Regions from separate parts of the Homo sapiens genome. Here region 2 is linked to region 1. A link is an interaction called in ENCODE POLR2A ChIA-PET data of the cell type or tissue named here. Cell type or tissue: MCF 10A. All regions are shown on one strand. Links, peaks and the distances in the headings refer to the core of each region. The heading gives the core; the rest is flanking DNA. Region 1 has its middle 36 kb from the start of PCSEAT. Region 2 holds the start of LINC00111 (long intergenic non-protein coding RNA 111).

The links. Peaks named below come from ENCODE experiments on the same cell type or tissue, not always from the same donor. Only the 100,000 strongest peaks of a DNase experiment are listed, where the experiment ranks them.
Region 2: POLR2A ChIA-PET joins it to region 1 with 37 read pairs; 7 of 35 experiments call an interaction of 5 or more read pairs at or near these places.

What each region holds. Positions count from the first base shown.
Region 1 is chr21:41,611,343-41,621,555 of GRCh38, forward strand. No RefSeq gene overlaps it. Among named protein-coding and RNA genes, the nearest start is that of PCSEAT, 36 kb to the left of the region's middle. RefSeq lists enhancers at 1,263-1,926, 9,369-9,889. In MCF 10A, for the core only: CTCF peaks have their summits at 989 (motif pointing right), 1,503 (motif pointing right) and 1,702 (motif pointing left); DNase peaks (open chromatin) are centred at 1,039, 1,759, 4,349 and 5,009.
Region 2 is chr21:41,674,379-41,684,591 of GRCh38, forward strand. It overlaps LINC00111 (long intergenic non-protein coding RNA 111), which reads left to right and starts at 4,924. Exons shown (of 3, transcript NR_024367.1): 1 at 4,924-5,132. RefSeq lists an enhancer at 4,770-4,919. In MCF 10A, for the core only: no CTCF peak of the experiment used is centred there; DNase peaks (open chromatin) are centred at 4,123 and 4,743.

The sequences.
Region 1 (10,213 bases), core at 746-8,745:
AGAAGAAAGGTCTTAAGTGTAATTCCAGGTCGTGAGAGCTGGACAGTCCCTGTTAGCTTTGCCAGGATGGATGTCTGCTGGGACATCTCAGAAACTTCTCCGAGGCCTGTCTGTTTACTTTTGTTTATATTTGTCTAATTATCTTTGTTTAGTGAGTATTACAAAAGCATGACTTACAAGACAATGTCTTCCCTCCTCTCCCAGGGAATCCGCCCTTGCAGCGTTTGTGGGTAGCCAAGGCTCAGCTGACCACTGCAGACAGCCTCCACCTCCCATACAGAACATACTCCTGAGCAAACAGGTGCAACCACTGAAGCCCACACCACATCCAGAGAGTTGTTTAAAAAGAGAAGACTCAGAATTCTCACTCACCTTTTAGATGCCATTCTCTCAGATACAGCAGCTTCATCCCTTTCTTTCCTTCTGGGCTTCCCCTTCTGAACAGCCTCCTGTGCTGGTGTTGAAGCCCAAGGAGCGACCTCTCGAGGGTGCTCAATGGGTGTCCTTCTGCCTCAGGATTCCACTTGTGCCTTAAGTGTATACGACGGTGTGTTTTATTGCACTGTGTTTTATATCACCTTAATTTTTCAATCACATCTGGAGGCACTCTGCGTCCTGTGCAAAGGGGGTTGGGAGTCTCAGTGTAAGGCGGAAGGTGCAATGGCCACAGGCAAGATGGAGGCCCTGGGCATGGCACCTTCTCTCCAGCTTTGGCAACAAGTGCCAGTTCCTCAAGACTGTGAGGTGCAGCCCAGCAGCTGGGGCTCCATCACATCAGTTACACATGGCAGCTGGGGCTCCACCACATACATGTTATGCATGGCAGTGGGGGCTCTGCCACCACATATTATGCGTGGACTGGTCTGGTTCTCTGCATTGTGAAGATGCACCGACATGCACTCATGACCGCTCACATCAACCGGAAGGTAAGTGTCTCTCTGTGATTCCTGTTTGCTAGAAACCAGCATATCCTGAGTGCAGGACAAACACCTGGGCTCAGAACTGAAGCTTCCAGAGGAGGGAGCTCTCTCCCCCGTCTTGACTGGTGTAGCCACACCTGCCACATCTGCCTAAGAAGGAGGTCATGCAGTCTGCTGTGGACATCCAGAAACACAGATCCTGAAGACAAGGCAACGCCCCTTCTCAGGGAATAAAGGGGGCAGGCGGTAGAACTCCCGACGCCCACCTCTCATCCCATTTAGACATGTGCTCAGTATCCTTAGGTATTCCTGAGGGTGACATGAACTGTTCTCTGCCTTTGTCTGGGGCATTGCAACAATAAAAGAGGCATTTTCTTTTCTTTTCTTAGCAAAACTGGCCCCTGCCAAATGCCTTGAGTTCAGTTGTTCAAATCCCTGCCTTCCTGAAGTGCTGAAGGGGCTGAGTGTGAGCAAAGCAAGGATTGGAGGTCGAGCTCTCTAGGGCTGCGGACATTTGGGAGAATATTTGGGTGGGAAGAATGAACAGCGTCACTCAGAACTAACGGCAGGGGGCAGTGTGGCTCCACAGTCCATCACAGGGCACCCCCCCGCCCCACCGACCCCGACAGTGCCCACAGCCCCTGCCATCCAACCAGGGCTGGGCCTCAGCCTGGGGGACAGCTTCTGTGTAGTTTGGTTCAGAATGTGTCCTCATAAGAAAGGCGGCACCTCCCAGATTCCTTCCCTGCCCTCTGCCGGGAAGTCTTACTGCCAAAACACCCAGGAATGTGTGTCTGCCTCCAGCAACTTTAGCTGCAGGGGCTGGACCTGGCTTTGATGCTGCGGCAGCTGATGGGATCCTGGAGCACAGTGTGGGAAGCTGGCTCCTTAGGCCTGGGAACAAGCCCAGGCAACCGGGCTGGGACTCGCTCTGCCTGGCTGCCTCTCCTACAGCGTGCGTGAACGGGAGGCCAGGATGGCCACAGGCCCCAGGAAACGCAGATCTCATGGGAAGAGGTTGCAGTTTCAGCTTCTGGCTGTGGATGCTCCGGGCAATTTCATGCATTTCCATGAGTTCAGAGAATGGAAGCTCCCCTGGCCCCTCCCTACCACTCTTTGTAAATCAGCTCGCTCCTTCTGTTCATTCATCCGCTCATTCATCCATTCCGCACACGTGCCTTATTGAATCCCTGCTATGACCAGGCACAGGGTTAGATACTCCATGGAGACCAGACCAGTCTTAGCCTCTGCACTGATGAACTCAACCCAGAAGACACACGAAAAGATAAGCCACGGTGTGACGGGCGGACGACAGAGCCTGCGCCGAGACACGGGCACTTCAGCTTGATATGTGGAGAGTGTCGGCTGCAAACCTCCCTGGTCTCTGCCGCCAGACGCATGCCAAGATGGCCTGATTACACTGGGGAAATTTCGAATGGGCCATTGAAATGCGTGGTGTGATTGTTGCCATGGATTTTACGGTCTGGTGGCCTGTTCCGTGCTGGTCAGGCTGACGTCTGTGCTTGGCACAGCATGGTGAGAGACAGGCAGGTGTGGTTGATGCCTCTGGGAGGGAGCACATAATCCAGGAAAGGGGGCAGTAAACCAGGCGATGGGAACTGCAACGGAGCAGAGGCCACGGGAGAAGCCCCAGCGGGGAGCACACCTGAGAGGGACAGTGGGAGGAGCGAGGCCTGAAACCGGAGGAGGAGCAGCAGAGCCCCCACAGAGGACAGCGGAAAGGAGACCTGAGTGGGGAAGAGCTCGGCTCCTTCCAGTCCCCCAGGGACCCAGGTTGGGGCAGAGGGGCCATCGGGCCTGTAACCTTGCAGTGCCATCATGGCCCTGGGTAGAGTTTGGGTCTTATTCTAGGAAGCGTGGGGGCTTGGAATGTCCTGGATGCCACCTGTTTCCTGTGTGGCAGGCAGAGTGAAGACCCCACCATTCCACCAAGATGCCTCCACCCTAGCCCTATTCGCCGTGAGTGCATCATATCACATGCAGAGGGGAGTTGGGGTTGCAGGTGGAACTGGATTGGTGAACACCACCCTTAACCTAAGGAGGAGATCCTGGGGGATCCCGCAGGCCCAGAGTCCTCACAGTGTTCTTAAAAGGGAACTAGCAGCCAGAAGTGTGGCAGTGAGGACCTGATCCAACGTCATTGGCTTTGAAGAGGGAGGAAGGGCCCATGGGCCTAGAAATGAGGACAGCCCCTGGAAGCTGAGAAAGGCGAGGAACAGATTCTGCCCTGGATCCTCCAGGAGGAGCCGGCCCTAGGTCTTAGCCCAGTGAGACCCGTCACAGACTCCCGACCTCCAGCAATGCATTAAATATGCTGTTCATGCTGCTGAGTTTGTGGTCGTTTGCAGGAAGCTGATACACCCTGGCACAAACTCCTTCTCCTCATCTACACTTTAGCACAGAGCCGTTAAATAAATGCATGTGCCTATGAACAGGTGCATTCCAACAGCCCTCAGGCCCTGCGTGTGTGGGTGACGGTGGAGTGACAGGAATGCAAGACACAGAGTGGTCTGTGCAGCCTCCTCCCCCGCACTCAGTGCAGGGTGGGCAAGGGGGATGCTGGCGGGTCCACCGTGTCCAACAGGGAGCAGGCGGCATCTCTAGCCAGGCTCGGGGCCACAGTGGGGGAGTGGGGTTTCAGAGTGAGGCAGATCTGGATCTAAATCACCTTTACAGAATGGCTTTTGCCACATAAGGTCACATATTCACAAGTCCCAGAGATTAGAACAGGCACATTTTGGGGGCCATGATTCTGCTCATCCATATAGAGAACCCCCTTATTATTTTTCACAGGTAAATAGTATTTTATAGTGGGGGAGTTCTGTAAAGGTTTAGCTACTCCTCTATTAAGAATATTTGGCTTCTGGCCAGGGGCTCACATCTGTAATCCCAGCACTTTGGAAGGCTGAAGCCAGAAGATTATTTGAGGCCAGGAGTTTGAGACCAGACTGGGCAACATAGCAAGACACTGTACTTAAAAGATATTTTAAAGAATTTTTTTTAATTAGCCAAATGTGTTGGTGCGCACCTGTAGTCCCAGCTACTTGGGAGGCTAAGGTGAGAAGATTGCTTGAGTCAGTGAGTTCGAGGCTTCAGTGAGCTGTGACTCCTGCCATGGCACTCCAGCTCCAGCCTGGGCAACAGGGAAAGACCCTGTCTCAAAGAAAAGAAAAAGGAATATTTGGCTTCTTTCCAGTCTTTCACCATTATTTAAAATGCCACAAGAAATCATCTCATGCACAATATCATTTTGCACATGTGCAAACAGAGCTGGAGGGCAGATTCCCAGAAGCATAAGCGTCTGGTCAAAAGGTGGATATGCATTCATAGCTTTGCTGGAAATTGCCACTTTGCCTCCAATTTGTACTCTGCCAGCAATATGTGAAAGTATCTGTTTCCCCACTGCCTGCCTAAGGGAGTGTATGTCTCACTTTTGTGTTGTTGCCAATCCAGAAGAAGCATATTGCGTAGACTTTCATTTGAGACTCCATCTTTCTGTGTGGTTTGGCAGAAGACTGGGGGAACATTCTTATACTGGCTCTAAATGGAATGCAAGGATACTGCATTAACTTATGACTCAGTAAAGTAATTTATTTTGGGGAGCTAAAATAATCAGTTTGCTGCTTTCTCATGATTTTTAACTTGAAGCAACATGAAACTGGGAAAATAAAAATGGATAGCAAGACTTTTAGACAATGTCTGTTCAGTGATGTTTCAAACATATTTTTGGCAGGAACTAGAAATCAGTCCATGTAGCCCAAGAATGATGCCAATTCCATATTCTGTGTTGCTGATTATAAAGGAAGCAAAATGTTCCAGTAAGCAGATGCAAAAGCAGCCATCAGCTCTCAGATACAGGAGCAGATGAGCTGGAGACGTCCTCACGCGAGCACCGGCCGCTCTTCCCCATGCTGTGGGCAGCTTGCCTGTGGGAAAGGCCAAAGATTCCTTAAAAAGAGATTCAAATCTGCTCAAGTGCCAGGATAAGCATTTAATCAGGAGCCCAGCATCCTGCTCCCCAATGAGTGGGGAAGATTTTCTAGGCCTGGAAAGTTTTTAAGAGGTAATGTGCTATTCTTAGTCATAACAAATGAAAGACAACCCACATGTCCAGCCAGGCAGGATGGCCAATGGGCTGTTCAGTTGCCAGCTGCCTTCCCAGCCCTCCGGGACAGAGTCTCCTGTGATTCTGGCAGCATCCCCAGGACAGAGCCCTCAGGACCAAGGTAGAAAGCGCTTGGGCAGGGCAGTGGTCTCCCAGTCAGCAGGCAGACCTCCTGGGACCACGGGGTCAGATGTGGGGCCTGAATGACTCCTGAGTCACAGCCCTGTCCCCTCTGACATCTCCCACTCCAATGCCATGGTCTGGCCACGTGCCTTGGCTTCCCTTCCTACACTTCAGTGGTCTAAGAGGATAATTCCAAGAGCCCCTAATCTAGCTCTGGTCTGCCCCTCGTCTGAAGACTAGATTCCTCCACTCACTGCCTAATACACCTGGGCTCCATCCTGTGAATGAAGTAAGTTGTTCAGAGCTACAGTCAAAGCTGCGAGCGGGAATTCTCACAGCTCCTGGGATCTCTCACCAGTTCCAACAAACTTCCCACCTCTCCAAGTCAGACTAAGCCTGAGATGTGTAACCTTCAGCTTAGTCTGCCTTAAACCAGCATTTCCCAAGCTTACATTTAGAGATCCTCTTTTTAAAAAAATCCTGTGGACTCCTAAGTTTTTGTTAAAGTATTTTTATTTTACTGCTACTTGTATGTGTGGCAACACTAGAGGACTTACAAATATATTACGTTGATAGCTCTTTTAGTTTTTTGTTGTTTTGTTGTTTCTTTTCTTTTCTTTTCTTTTTAGAGACAGTCTTGCTTGTTGCCCAGGCTGGAGTGCAGTGGTGTGATCACAGCTCATTACAACCTCAATCACCTGGGCTCAAGTAAGCCTCCCATCTCAGCCTCCTGAGTAGCTGGGACCACAGGTGTGTGGCACATTACCCAGCCATGATAGGTCTTATGTAAATAAAAATCAAAGAGATTTATCAATGAAATTAGAATACAACACCAATACATTTCAAATTAACAATGTAAGCTTAATTTGATGGATTATGCTATTTTGTTAAAACTGAGTCACCAATGCTGGGTTCACATTTTTAAAATACCCATATTTGTGTTCTATATTTTACTTATAGATTTAGTCCTTTTGATTTTGAGAATAATGACCCTCTTTTGAGTGATGGTTGTTATTATTTCTCTTTTTTAACAAAGAGCTCAGTTTATCCTCTAATCTATTACTTTGATGATCCCGAGAATATGAGTCCACTCAAAAATATAATAAAAATTAACTTGTAGTAAGAAAATCTACACTGTATTTTTTTTCACTAGCCTTATTGTTAATGAGTTGCCGTGGTTTCTAGGAAGAGAGGCAGAATTTACATATGTCGCCTGTCCCTGTAGGAGAGTGGTTCCCCCTGCTGCAGTGCAGGGCAAGACTGTGGGGTCTGCTTTCCCCAAGCGTCATGTCAGGGTGACCAGGGCTTGTTTGATGTGGTAGGCTACACAGCCTTCATTGATTCATTTGGACCAGATGCCAACATGATCATGGCTACCCAGTGTGTGTTTTCCAGTGTTGATCCAGTGAAAGCAGAGTAATGAGGTTGCACGGTGTCCGACCACTGAAGAAGTTCACCCAACGGGTCCAATCATGTATGTAACACACACTCAAGCACATGCGCAGACACACACACACACACACACACACACAGTGTAAACACAGAATGAAAGCACTCAAGACAGCACCATGAGCCGGGCGCGGTGGCCCACGCCTGTAATCCCAGCATTTTGGGAGGCCAAGGCGGGTGGATCACCTGAGGTCGGGAGTTCAAGATCAGCCTGGCCAACATGGCAAAACCTCGTCTCTATTAAAAATACAAAAATTAGCCTGGCATGGTGGTGGTACACATCTGTAATCCCAACTATTCAAGAGGCTGAGGCAGGAGAATCGCTTGAACCAAGACGGTGGAGGTTGCAGTGAGACGAGATTGCACCACTGTACTCAGCATGGGGAACAGAGTGACTGTCTCAAAAAAAAAAAAAAAAAAAAAGACAACACCATGAGATTAACCTGTTTCCAAAAAAGTGTTAAAAACTTTGCCAATAAAGACCTAAAAGTATGACTCATTTGCTGATGCATATAGGACTAAGGAGCGTGCTCAGGACACGGATGGAGGGCTGAGGGCTGTGTTAGGGCCTCTACGAATGTTCATATCCCTCCTTAATTTGTATGTTGAATCCCTAACCCCCAATGTGATGGTACTTGCAGATAGGGCCTTTGGGGGTGGTTAGGTTTAGATGAGGTCAAGAGAGTAGGACCCTCATAATGGGATTAGTGCCCTTATAAGAAGAGAAAGGTCGATCGATCAATCTGTCTCTGTGTATCTATCTATCTATCTATCTGTCTCCGCAAATGCCCCAGAAAAGGCCTTGTGAGAACCTGTGAGAAGGCGGCCGTCTGAAAACCTGGAAGACAGTCCTCTCCAGAACCCAACCACGCTGGCACCCTGATCTCAGACTTCCAGCCTCCAAAACAAAGAGAAAATAAGTGTCTGTAGTTTCAGCCACCTGGACATGGTATTTTGTTAGAGCAGCCTGAGATGGCTAAGACAGAGTATAAACTGGCGCAGTCTTTGGGAGAGCAGGTTAGCAATGTCTAATAAAATTAAAACTCTTCAGATCCATTGATCAGCTTCTGAAATGTTTCCATCATTACACAAAGACATGAAAGCATGTGTACTGTGTATTTATTTGTGTGTGTGTGTGTGTGTGTGTGTGTGTGTGTACTCTCTATTTATTACAGTATGCTTTAGAAGAGCCAAATTTGAAAACAACCTGAACTTCTATCAGCAAAGTTTTTATCACATAAGCTATGGCACATCTACCAGTGGAATACAGTATATGACTTGAAAGAACAAGTCAAGTATTGTACTTATGTGGAAAGACGTTTGAGATATATTGCTATGCACGTTGCAAAATGCTAAATATAACAGCATCCATGGTTGTTTTTAAAAATTAACATCTGCTTTAAAATGTGGAAGAACATACAGCAAATTGTTAAATGATCAGTTTGGGAGGAGGTTTAGGATTATGAAAGATTTTCACTTTCTACTCCATAGAGATCGTGATATGGTTTGGCTGTGTCCCCACCCAAATCTCATCTTGAATTGTAACTCCCACTTCCCACATGTCATGGGAGGAACCCAGATAGGGGGTGATTGAATCATGGGGGCGGGCCTCTCCTGCCCTGTTCTCATGATAGTAAATGAGTCTCATGAGATCTGATGCTTTTAAAAAGGGGAGTTTGCCTGCACAACCTCTCTTACCTTGTCTGCCGCCATATGAGACGTGCCTTTCGCCTTCCACCATGATTGTGAGGCCTCCCCAGCCACGTAAAACCGTAAGTCCAATAAACCTCTTTCTTTTGTAAATTGCCCAGTCTTGGGTATGTCTTTATCAGCAGCGTGAAAATGGACGAATACAGATGGTGAGAAAGCACGATAATTTTTAAATTCTCTATCAGTGTGCACAGGGTGCCAGGCACTATTCTGGGGGCTGGTGATACAGCAGTGATGGAGCCCTACAGGTCCTCACTGCTGTGAGCAGATCTTTCACTGGAGGAGACAGGCAATTAGCACATGGAGGTGTAATGAAGAAAGACAACTGGGTATGGCACTGGAGACTAAAGCGGAGATGAAGGTTTCCGTTCGAGCTGCTTCCTCCACCCTTTCCCACTTGTCTCCAGAGGGAAGGAGGAGAGAGGGCAGATTCCTCCCCGGTGGCAGAACGGGAGGCATCAATTCCAGGCAGGAAGACTGAGGAGCAGGTATCCTGGTTCAGAGAGGTGTCTGTCCAACCCCTATGCTGAGACATGCTCTGTGGTTTGTGGTCTTTGGGGTGGCCACAGGACAGCCATCTCTAAGGGGGCATTTGAGCAGAAACTGAAGGAAGGGCAGGACATAGAAATGTCGGTGTCCAAAAGAAAGTTCCAGGCAGAGAGAACAGGAAATGATGAGTGAATGAATGAACCAGTGAATGGAGGTCATCGCTGGCCAAGGAGCCACACACATGGGTGAGCAAACACCTTGTTCTTCCACCACAAGCCCTGTCTCTCCTGCTATAGCTGTTTAGTAAAGGGGAGGTGACTTCCCTCCCCACCCTGCCCGGTGTCATGGGTCTCAAGTTCATTTCCACCAGGACAGCACTTGGCACCCCCAAGGCCCTCAGCCTGCTGTCCCGTCTGAGCCTCTGCCACTTGCACAAAGGGCAAGGGTGGTGTATGCCCCTCCAGCTCCAGGGTCCTGCTCCTGAGGTGTGTGGGGTGCCAGTTGGGGGCTGCAAGCCTGACTGCCTCCAGCTCAGAGGAAAACCTTTCTCTAACCCACCCAGCTGGCCCCGGAAGTGCCTGGCCACTCTTGATGCATGGCCAACCAAGAAGATGGGGGGCGGGTCCCAGGGGTGCTGGTTTGAGGGAAGTCCGAGGCTTGGATGGCACCTGCCCAGGTACCTCTCCCCGGCTGCGGCCACCCTGAGCCTTGCAGCTGTCAGTCACTGGCTTTGCCAAGGGTTAGAGTCTTTCTCCTTCCCTTTAGTCTTGGTGATGTCTGCAGGGCCCAGCTGAGGAGATGGCAGTGGGCAGGGGCAGCATTTGGGGCCAGTGGTCTATCTACTCAAATATTCACGTGCATGTTTAGCAACAAATCAATAAAGAAGTGGTAAGCCCAAGGGACGTTTCAGTGTGTGAGGAACAAGGTCAATTCCTCTTCTTGTCCCCGTTCTTTTAATCTGCTTCCAGATTCCATTAGGAAATCGATGATGAGGTCTTATAAAAAGAATTTAAAACATATTGCGCAAATTAATAACCTCTGTTACTTTGTGAGGAATCCTTTAAAAAGCAACCTTTGGCTGGGCGCTCACCCCTGCAATCCCAGCACTTTGGGAGGCCAAGGCTGGCAGATCACTTGATGTCAGGAGCTCAAGACCAGCCTGGCCAACGTAGTGAAACCCCGTCTTTACTAAAAATACAAAAAATTAGCCTGGCATGGTGGCGCACATGTGTAATCCCAGCTATTTGGGAGGCTCAGGCATGAAAATTGCTCGAACCCGGGAGATGGAGGTTGCAGTGAGCAGAGATCGCACCACTGCACTCCAGCCTGGGTGACAGAATGAGGCTCTGTTTCGGGAAAAAAAAAAAAATTTACTAAGACTGTATTGTGTGCTGGA
Region 2 (10,213 bases), core at 992-8,991, 63 kb after region 1:
AGAAGTTAACTTATTGGATTTCTGTTCCTCCAGAAAGTTGATTATGATGTCTACTTACACAAAATGTTTGTGAACATTTACCATTTGCGGTAAATGCAGTGACATCACCAAGCACATGAAAAGCAGAAGAAACAGCAGCATCAACCTCAAAAGCTGGTAACTCTTTTCAGGCAGCCAAAGACAGTGACTGACGCCTGCAGCCGTGTCACTCGGGGACTTTTCTTGTAGATCAAATGTCAGTGCTCATTAATTTCCTTCTTTGTCAACTTTGAGTTTTCTTATGAATTTACTCGATGACGTGATAGCTGTTATTGTGTTACCTCCATGAGCCCAATTTCACAAGACAGTTAAGTGATATGGATGTAATATGTGTATTATCAGATGCTTCCAACAGAAAAGCTCATTCAGTTAATTTGAATAATGACTTAATTTTTATTCAAATCATTAAATAAATGTAAAGCTTTTATTAAAAACAATTATTATTGTTTTAATTATTAGCAATTATTAAAAGCAAGTTTGCAAACAGAAAGACTATTTAAATTTCTTACCACAAAAGAAAGAGAGAAACTGAATAAAACGCATAATGTCTACCCAAATAGTGTATGAGAATAACTTTGGAATTCTAAAATTGCTTCTTGGAGCATCTCAATTTATGAAACAGATTTTTGCTAGAGCTCATATTTTAATAGTATGTATGTTTATTATATATGAGAATGGAATGAAATTGAAAAGGCCTGTGATTTTTAGCACATAAATTTGATAAAACATTCAAAGGAATTATACATGAAAAAAGCCTATTTGACTCATTTTGCCCTATAAAGACATTTATGAAAGACTTTGGATTGAACTCAGAACACAGGACCTGTGACAATATCTGGGTGAAATATTGACCTTTTCATTAGAAAATACTGAGACTGTCTTCCCCTGAGCAGAGTCAGCTCAGATCTTACCTCTACAGCTGCTCATTCATCTGACAACCTCAGGGTCTACAGAGAAGATTCCACTTAGCTGGTCGGCAAACTCAAATTCATTAGCCACAAAAATGTCTTCTTGGAGAGGATTCCAGGCAATTTTATGAAAGATTAAAATAAGGCAATTCTGAAAATAGCACATTCTTCTGAAAAATGCCACTAATGGCAATAGAAACAAATAAGGCTTAAAAACTGATTGAAGAATGTGAATAGGTATCAAGAAAAATTATTCAGGCCGGGCACGATGGCTCACGCCTGTAATTCCAGGACTTTAGGAGGCCAAGGTGGGAGATCTCTTGAACCCAGGAGTTTGAGACCAGCCTGGGCCACATAGGGAGACACTATCTCTATAAAAATAAAAATGAAAAAATTAGCTGGGCATAGTGGTGCATGCCTGTGGTCCCAGCTACTCGGGAGGCTGAGATGACAGAATTGCTTGAGCCTGAGAAGTCAAGGCTGCAGGGAGCTGAGATCACGCCCCTGCACTCTAGCCTGGGCGACAGAGCTGGACTATGTCTCAAAAAAAAAAAATAATAATAATTATGCTTGTAATTGCTTTTTAATATCCAGATAATCAATACAACAAAGAAGGCATTTGTTTTTTGCTTTAATGTAAACATATGTTATTTTTTACTTTTTGAAAGAGCATTTAATTTTTTCTCTCCAATTACAATTTTCACTTTACTAGAAACAAAAATTACACACCCCTAGAGTATTTTCCCCTTGTCCTTATATACCAAGATATTTCAGTGGAAATTTATTTTTCTTCAGCTTCATTGAGTTATAATTTATATCCAACAAAATCCACCTATTTTAATTTAGCAATTGGTAGCTGTAGTGTAACCATCACCACAATCAAGAAATAGAACATTTTCATCACTCTAAAAAGTTTTCTTTTGACCCTCCCCTGAGCCCTGACCCCAATTACTAATAATCTCGAAAGCATCGAAAGCATCTTTTAAACAACGTAATTGAGGTATAATTGCCATATAATAAACTATACATGTTTAAAGTGTGCAACTCACATGTGTTGACACATGTGCAAGTCTTGAACATGTGCTCAAGATGTTCAGCATCAACAACAAGATAGTCAGCATATGCCTCCTTCCATTGTGTGGTTATACTGCAGTTCCTTTATCCATCTCACCCATTGATGGACATTTGGGTTTTTTCTATTTGTAGCTATTACAAATAAAGCTGCTATGACTTTTGCTTATTTATGCAAAAGTCTTCACTTGGGCACAGACTTTTCTCTTGGATAAATACCTCGGAGCAGAACAATGGGGTCATGTGGTAGCTGTGTGTTTAATTGTCAAGAAACCGTCAGTTTTCTTTTTTCTTTCTTTTTTTTCTTTTTTTTTTGAGACAGAGTCTGGCACTCTCGCCTGGGCTGGAGTGCAGTGGCGCCATCTCGGCTCACTGCAGGCTCCGCCTCCCGGGTTCACGCCATTCTCCTGCCTCAGCCTCCCGAGTAGCTGGGACTGTTTTCTAAAGCGGTTGTACCATTTTACATTCCTAACCACAGGGTGTGAGAGTTCTGGTCTCTACACATCCTCGCCAACACTTGGTGTGGGAGCTCTTCTTGCAGTTATTCTAAGCTGCTTGTAGTAATAGCCACTGTAGTCTTAATTTGTGTTTCCTTAATGACTGATGCTGCTGAATCTCTTTTCATGTGCTATTTACCATTTCTATATGGTGGGTGAAGTATCTATTCTTTTCTCTTTTTTTTATTTTTATTTTTTGAGACGGAGTCTCACTCTGTCACCCAGGCTGGAGTGCAATGGCGCGATCTTGTCTCACTGCAACCTCTGCCTCCTGGGTTCAAGTGATTCTCCTGCCTCAGTCTCCTGAGTAGCTGGGATTACAGGCACCTGCCACCATGCCCGGCTAATTTTTGTATTTTTAGTAGAGATAGGGGTTCATCATGTTAGTCATGCTGGTCTCAAACTCCTGACCTCAGGTGATCCACCCACCTCAGCCCCTCAAAGTGCTGGGATTACAGGTGTGAGCCACTGTGCCTGGCCTATTCTCTTCTTTTTTTAAAAAATTAGGTTCTTTGTTTTCTTACTGTTGAGTTTCAAGCAATCTTTATCTATATGGCTACAAGTCATTTATCAGATGGGTGATTTGCAAGTATTTTCTCCTGTGGTTTGTCTTTTCATTCATTTATCAATGTCTTTCAAAAGCAGAAGAACCTCTTCACTTTGACAAAGTCCAATTTATGGTTTTAGTTTTTGTTTTTAAACATCGAATACTTTTGATGTTGTCTCTAAGAAATCTTTGCTGGCCGGGTACCATGGCTCACGTCTAGAATCCCAACACTTTGGGAGGCCGAGGCAGGAGGATGGCTTGAGCCCAAGAATACCAGCCTGGGCAAAAGGGCGAAACCCCATCTCTACAAAAAATACAAAAGAAATTAGCTCGGTGTGGTGGCAAGACCATGAGGGAGGGGCCGTAGGGAGACGCAGGGGCATAATGGCAAGTGGTTAATTCTAGCAGCCTAAGAGGTAAAGTAAACAGGAAACCGTTGAGGTGGTGTTCAGGGCCACAGGAGAGACTGGAACACTGGCCAAATGCTTGGCTCTGTTAGAGTGAGCAGAATAAAAGCAGGCCGGAAAAAGCAAGTCAGAACTTTGGCGATTTCTGTCACTATCAGGAGGCACTGGACTGCAAGTCACAGAATAAACTCATCCACCGTGACTTAAACACGTAGGGACTGTCCTTCTCCCATCACAAGAAGACTAGAGCCATGTCTCTGCTGGGGGCTTCTGAGGTTCACGTTGTCAGAGCCAGGATGTCAGCAGTTCTTGGATCTTTTGTCAAGGCCATCTCTGAGTCACCTCTGTCTGCAGGGGACTGTGGGATGGTGAGTGTTTAGCTCTCCATCCTCTGGATGGAAGCAGGCAGGGGAGAAGAAGGTTGGGGAGGGTGCTGGGTTAGCCACCCATGTCCACCCTGAGCATGCTGGGGGCCAGGCACGCAGCTTCTGCAAGACAAGCGTGGTCCCGAGCCCACCTGGAAATCTGGGAGCTGGCAAGTGTTCCCTGAATTCCTGCCTCCCTGCTTCTCCATCGGCAGCATTGCTCACCGCATTCTTGTTGTAACCTGTCTCGGCTGTGAGCTCTGGGCGTTTGCTTCCTTCCTGGGTAGCTGCCAGTCTGAATTATTTATGAACCTAAGGTACACACTGATGGCATTCCAACAAAGGCCACCAAAGGGAGCAGCCTGTCTGTAACCCTGAAGCTTAGCACACAGCGAAAAGGACTCAGATAAAACTGTAAGCTTCCTCTGCAGGGAAGAGGAAGGACTGGACTTCTCCAGGGCAGGCGGAGGCACCAGAAGCAAACCTGTTCCTGCTTCCCTCCGTTTTCCAGGTGCCTTAGGGTGACTGCGGTAACTGGGAGCTGAGCACTGATGGGCAATGGGGCAAGAACTGGGCCATGTGCCTCGGGGTCCCAGCACACAGGCCAGCCCCTGAGGGTAGGAACGAGAGCCCAGACTCTGGAGGCAGGCAGACCAGGGTTTATGCCCTGGCAATTCCTGATGGGGCCGAGGATCTTCACCTCTTTGTGCTTCAGTTTCTCTATCTGGCCAGTGGGGTTGCTGTGAGGATTAAATGCAGCCGTCCCTGTGTGGTAGATTGTTTGCAACAACAACAAAAAAATGGCCACAATTGTTCCACTCCCTGAGTTCACACCCCCTTGCAATGTGACTTAACAGCAACTCTCACGGAGAGGCGGAGTCTCTTCCACACCCTGGAATCTGGGCGGGCCTGTGACTCACGATGGCCAATAGAATGCCCTGCAAGTGACGTCATGCCCTTCCGAGCCTTGCAGCTTCTGCTGGTGGGAAGGCCGATGGCAGAGCCCAGGGAAGTTATGTAACGGGCCCAGCTAATGAGTGGCAGAGGCCAGAGGGCTTGGCCTGCAGAACTGTCTAAGGCCAGAGGCCGTCCATACACTCCGTCTCCTGAAGGGGAAGCGGGCTCTTCTCAGATGCACAGGGACAATGTGAAAATCCTGTCCTCAGATTGAGAGGCTGTTTCGTGGGCACCGAATTCGGGGTCAGGAAAGCAGCCTGCATCCACGAGTATCCTCGGGTTACTAAGTGGGGCCAGTGGCTCCAGGTGTAACCCATTTAAGTTTGCCAGACAGCCGGGATGTAAGGAATGCCCTAATGATTCCCCTTTCCCCCCCACGGAAAGTGGGCAGTGGGGTCTGGGAAGGGGTTTGGGAAGGGGTCTGGGGAGTGGGATGAGGTTGGGACTAACTCTTGTTGGCTTTCCTTACAGAAGGGGTAGCTGGAGTGTTTCAGGTCTATTTGCTTGTTTTGTGTTTTTCAATTTCGGGTTTTTTTTTTTTTTAAGACAGGGTCTTGCTATGTTGCCCAGGCTGGTCTAACTCCTGGATTCAAGCGATCCCTCCACCTCAGCCTCCCAAGTAGCTGGGACTACAGGCATGAGCACCTGCACCTGCTTGTTTTTTTGTTTTTTTGAGATGGAGTCTCACTCTGTCACCCAGGCTGGAGTGCAGTGGTGTGATCTTGGCTTACTGCAACCTCTGCCTCCTGGGTTCAAGCGATTCTCCTGCCTCAGCCTCCCAAGTAGCTGGGACTACAGGTACGTGCAACTATGCCCAGCTAATTTTTTGTATTTTTAGTAGAGATGGGGTTTCACTGTGTTAGCCAGGATGGTCTCGATCTCCTGACCTCATGATCCACCCACCTCAGCTGCTTGCTTGTTTTTAATATATCCTTGCTCCCTGTCTTTCACAAAAGATGCTTTTTGCGGGCAGCTGATGTTCTGTAACTTCTTGTGAGTCTACCGCAAGCATGCCTGTGTATGTGGGAGGAGGAGGTGAAAACGGCCCAGCAGCTTCCCCTGTGATCACAGAATGGGCACCAAACTCTCCATCGGGAAAAACAGCCCTGGGGACTCCACCTTGAGCTTATGCATTGGGGCTTGGGGCCACCAGATAGTTCTATTTTGTTTTTAAAATCAGCCAATGGCCAAAATGCCAAAGCAAAGACAAAAGGTCCCCAAAGCTGCCATTGCTCATCTCCTATTAGTCTTTAAATCTGGAAAAAAAAAAACAAAACAAACAAAAACCACGGGAATAAAGCATACACGGAAGTGTTGGCAGCTTGCACACTCAGCCATGAGATCCCAACCTGAAACACCCATGTCTGTCCCAACGGATTTAGCCTCCTTTAACCAGGGCCTCCCGGAGATCTAGGTTTGCAAACTCCTTGGAGCCCTCCTGGCCCTGGATTCAGCAGCCTCTCCATAGTTCTGGCCTCTGGTATTTGGCAAAAAGCCTAAAACAAAACAAACAAACAAACAAACCTGCTCTGCAACTGCCCAGAGACAAAAGCTGTTTCGCTGTGAGTCTCAGGCTGCTCTGCGTAGCTCTGAAAGGGCAGGTGACAGTCTTTGTTTTTAGCATAGTTGCATGTTTCCAGCACAATCTCGTCAATGGCTTATGTGGTAAGTAGGTGCTCAACAAAGGTGTCAGTTAACTGAAGAACCCCCTGGACCAGTGTGAGAATCTCCAGGAGAGCTCCCTAAGGCACAGATGGCTGAGCCTTGCCCTAGATTCCGTGGGTCTGGAGAAGGGCCCTGGAATGTGCATTTGTCACAAGTTCCAGGTGATGCTGGTGCCGCTGGCTGGGGACCCCACTTTGCGAACCGCAGGCAGAGTGGATAGAAGCCTGTCTCCAGTGCCAGACGGCCCGGCTCCACAGGACAGCTCTGTAGTACTCAACTTCCTCCTGCCTCGATTTCCTCATCAGTAAAATTGAGGGAATTATAATGCACACGCCGCCTGGTAAATGACGCATAAATGTTATTTAAAACATAAGGAAGCACACAGAAAAGAGAGAACAAAAGTGAAACTCCTCACCGCTCTGTTTCCCTCCTTTCCCTTCCGCCTCCTCGCCCTGAGCTGGAACGAGGGGGACGTGGAACCCTGGCTCCATGCTAAGACCCCGCTGTGGGCAACCGGCCCTGACCCCCCAAAATAAGCAAATCGCAAGGTCAAATTTAGACTCCCAGGCCCCGGGGCTCCAATGGCTCCAATCCCCTGGACTCACAGAACCCGAAGAGCCAGTTCCTCTGGGCACAGAACAACACGCGTTGGGCACTGACAGGAAGGGAAAGAAAACAGCCTGCGGAGGTATTTCCAGCGTGCCCAGGGCAGCTGGGAGGAGGCTCCACGGCGCCCGGTTCTTCTGTTGGCAGAAGGGTCCAGAATCCCACATCTGTACCTTCCCCGCTGTCACGCGCTTATGCCAGGAACAGCCTGAGCAGGGTGGCCCTCCGGGGTTCCTGGGAGGCAGGGCTAAGGACCCATGGCAGGCCTGGGTGAGCCGCCTGCACGCACTCTGCTCACTCGTGACTCCCCTGCAGAAGCACAGCCTTTCCCGTGCTCCTCAGTTTACCTCCGTTTGCACTAACACGAGGCGGGGGACAAGAACTTTCCTGTACCTCCTTCGCTGGCTCTCTCTCACACAACCCCCACCAGGGCAGCTGAAGAACTCTCAGAACATGAATCAGACCCCAGAGCCACCTTCACATGGTTCAGTGCCCACAAGACACCTCGAGGGCTGCTCGTGAATTAGTCGGGGTCCCTCACCTCATCCCACACCCCTGTTCCCGCCACCTCCCACAGCTGGGGCCCCCAGACATCATCAGCACAGTCACTGCTGCCAGCCTTGACACCTGCTGTTCCCTCATCCGGGAAAGCCCTTCTGCACCTGGACCCCTGGGGAGCCCCCAGCACCAGACTCTGGGGCACCTGGACCCCTGCAGGGCCCCCAGCGCCAGCCTCTGGGACAGCCTCTGCCGGTCAGTGGCTTCTCTCTGGTCTCCCGCCATGTGCTGTGTCCGTGGCTGTCTACAGAAGTAGACACAATCTCCGGCCACCTCAGTTTTCTCAGTACCCCGATCACAATGTAGAAATGACCTGCTTTGTGTCTGGCCCTCACCAGACTCCGAGCCCCTCGGAGCAGGGTCAGTGCCTCCACGGTGAGCCTTCTATTCCCCGCTCTGGCAGGCCCAGAAACTCCAGCCTCATGCAATTTGAGCACCTCACCGACGCAGCGCTCCAGGGCACGGGCTCTGGGCCCCAACTACCTTGGCCCAAGCTCCAGCCTCGCCGAGCAGCTGAGGCAAGTCCTTTCACCTCGTGGTGCCTCTGATTCCTTATCTGCAAAATGGGTACAACCTCTGACTCAGAAGGCTGAGAGGTTTTGTAGGTCTCTCACCCTGCCTGGCACGGGCACACCCATGAGGCTGAGGCACAAACCAGAAAATCTGCTTCTCCTGGGTGAGAAGAATGAATGTCAGGCAGCCCAGAGAGTGACCCGCACAGCATCTTGGCCTGCAGACAGGCGGATTATCAGAAGGAAGCAGGGAGGCCGCACTGGGACGGAGAGGCAGGGGCGCCGGGGCGGAGAGGCAGGGGCGCTGGGATGGAGAGGCGGCAGCTGTCAAGGCTCACCGTTCCCGCGCCATCACTTTCTGCTTCTGCTCTGAGATGTTCCGCCTCCCACCGTCTCACTGGAGGCCTCCAGACCTGCTCTCCTCAGCTGGACCGCTCTTCCCTGAACAGGATTCCCCCCCAGCACACACGCCCAGGCCTGGCACATCCAGGCTTCCCCAGAGGCAGAGCCAGCCAGCCCATGTACAGGGCCTGACCTCTGCCCAGACATGTGTAGGTTTTGTAGCTTGACTTTCTGAAAGCAATGGTATTCTCCACTTTTCTTCTCGGTGGCCAGGGGTGGGGTGGGGAGTCCCCTCACTGTCACCATCTCGTCCCCTGTGCTATCTTCAGAAGGCATCCAACACTTGCGAGTGTTTTAAATAAAAAACCAGGTCCACCCACTGCAGACAAGCAGTTTAGACAGAGGCTGTCCTCACCCACCTGCTCACCGAGGTATCAGACAATGCCCTGTGGCCCCCACAGGGTGCTGACCGTGTTAATTTCATCCATTTTCTTAAGGCTCCAGAAATGGATTTGGGAGCTGAGATCAGTCAAAAGGCATGTATCTAACATACACACAACCACACACACACTCATTCATGCATACACAGACACACACATAGGTACACACGTGCACACACACACGCACACACGTCACAGACCCAAACAATAAAGACACAGATTTGTTTGGTTTCTTACATCATTTTTGCTTCAGGTTTTCACACAATAAAGGCTATGTTAAGCTGAAAAAAATAAGATTAAAGGTAACCTACTGGTCTTTACGTGTGTGTGTGTTCATAAACACAAGTGCATGTGTGAGCACCTCTACTCAGAAACCCACTGAAAATAAAGAAAATAATGATAGAAGAAATCAATGACTCTCTAGCTGTAGCTCTGAGGGCAGTTCAGAAAAATGATCTTCACCTGCCGCAGAGTAGAGCTGGAGGCTGCATAGGAGACGTCATTCCCAGCATCCGATTTCTAAGACATGAGCCCACATAGGACTCCTGTGCACACTTCGGCCTTGTGAGAATCAGCATGAGGGCCGCCCCAGCACAGGTGCTGCTCCCATGGGGAAGAAGCTTCCTCCCCGAGGCTGAAGAAGGGGCCCACAGCCTCCGGTAGCGGCCAGCTGCAGATGTCTGCAAAAGCAGCGCCCACTTGGGCCTGCCGACCTTGAAGTCAGACAGGCCAGTGACACTAGTCAGTCATCACTGGCCATATTGACTTGGGCCAGTCTCCAAATTTCCCACAGCTGTAGTTTTCTCACCTTGACAAAGCTATTTCATCACCTCGCTGCTGTTTTGGAGCTGGGGTGACAGCAGCCGGTTGTTGAAATGGCTGCGCAGATGGAAACCATGTTGGTCAAGCCCTGACTTTATAAAAGGTGTTAAACAAGTGTGCAATGAATGGTAGCTATCATTAGTTTGTAACAAGGGGAAATACATCATCCGAGGGAGGCAGGATGTGCTGCGTGGAAAAGGCACCACCTTCCAGTAGGAAAATGTACCTTGAAAAGGCCCCCTGAGGACAGGGGTGTCCGTAACAAGACGGGCTGGGGTGCTACGGGCAGGGAGAGACTAGGTTATTTTTTGTTCTGCAGGAGAGGGGGTTGATATGAGGGGAGGGAGGAGGGAGAGAAACGGGAGGAGGGAGAGGAGCCAGGAGAGGTGGGTGGGGCGGGAGCTGGAGATACGAAATTCCTCCACTGTGAGTAACCAGAGGACCCAGCAAACACGACCTCGACCAGGCAGTGGGTGT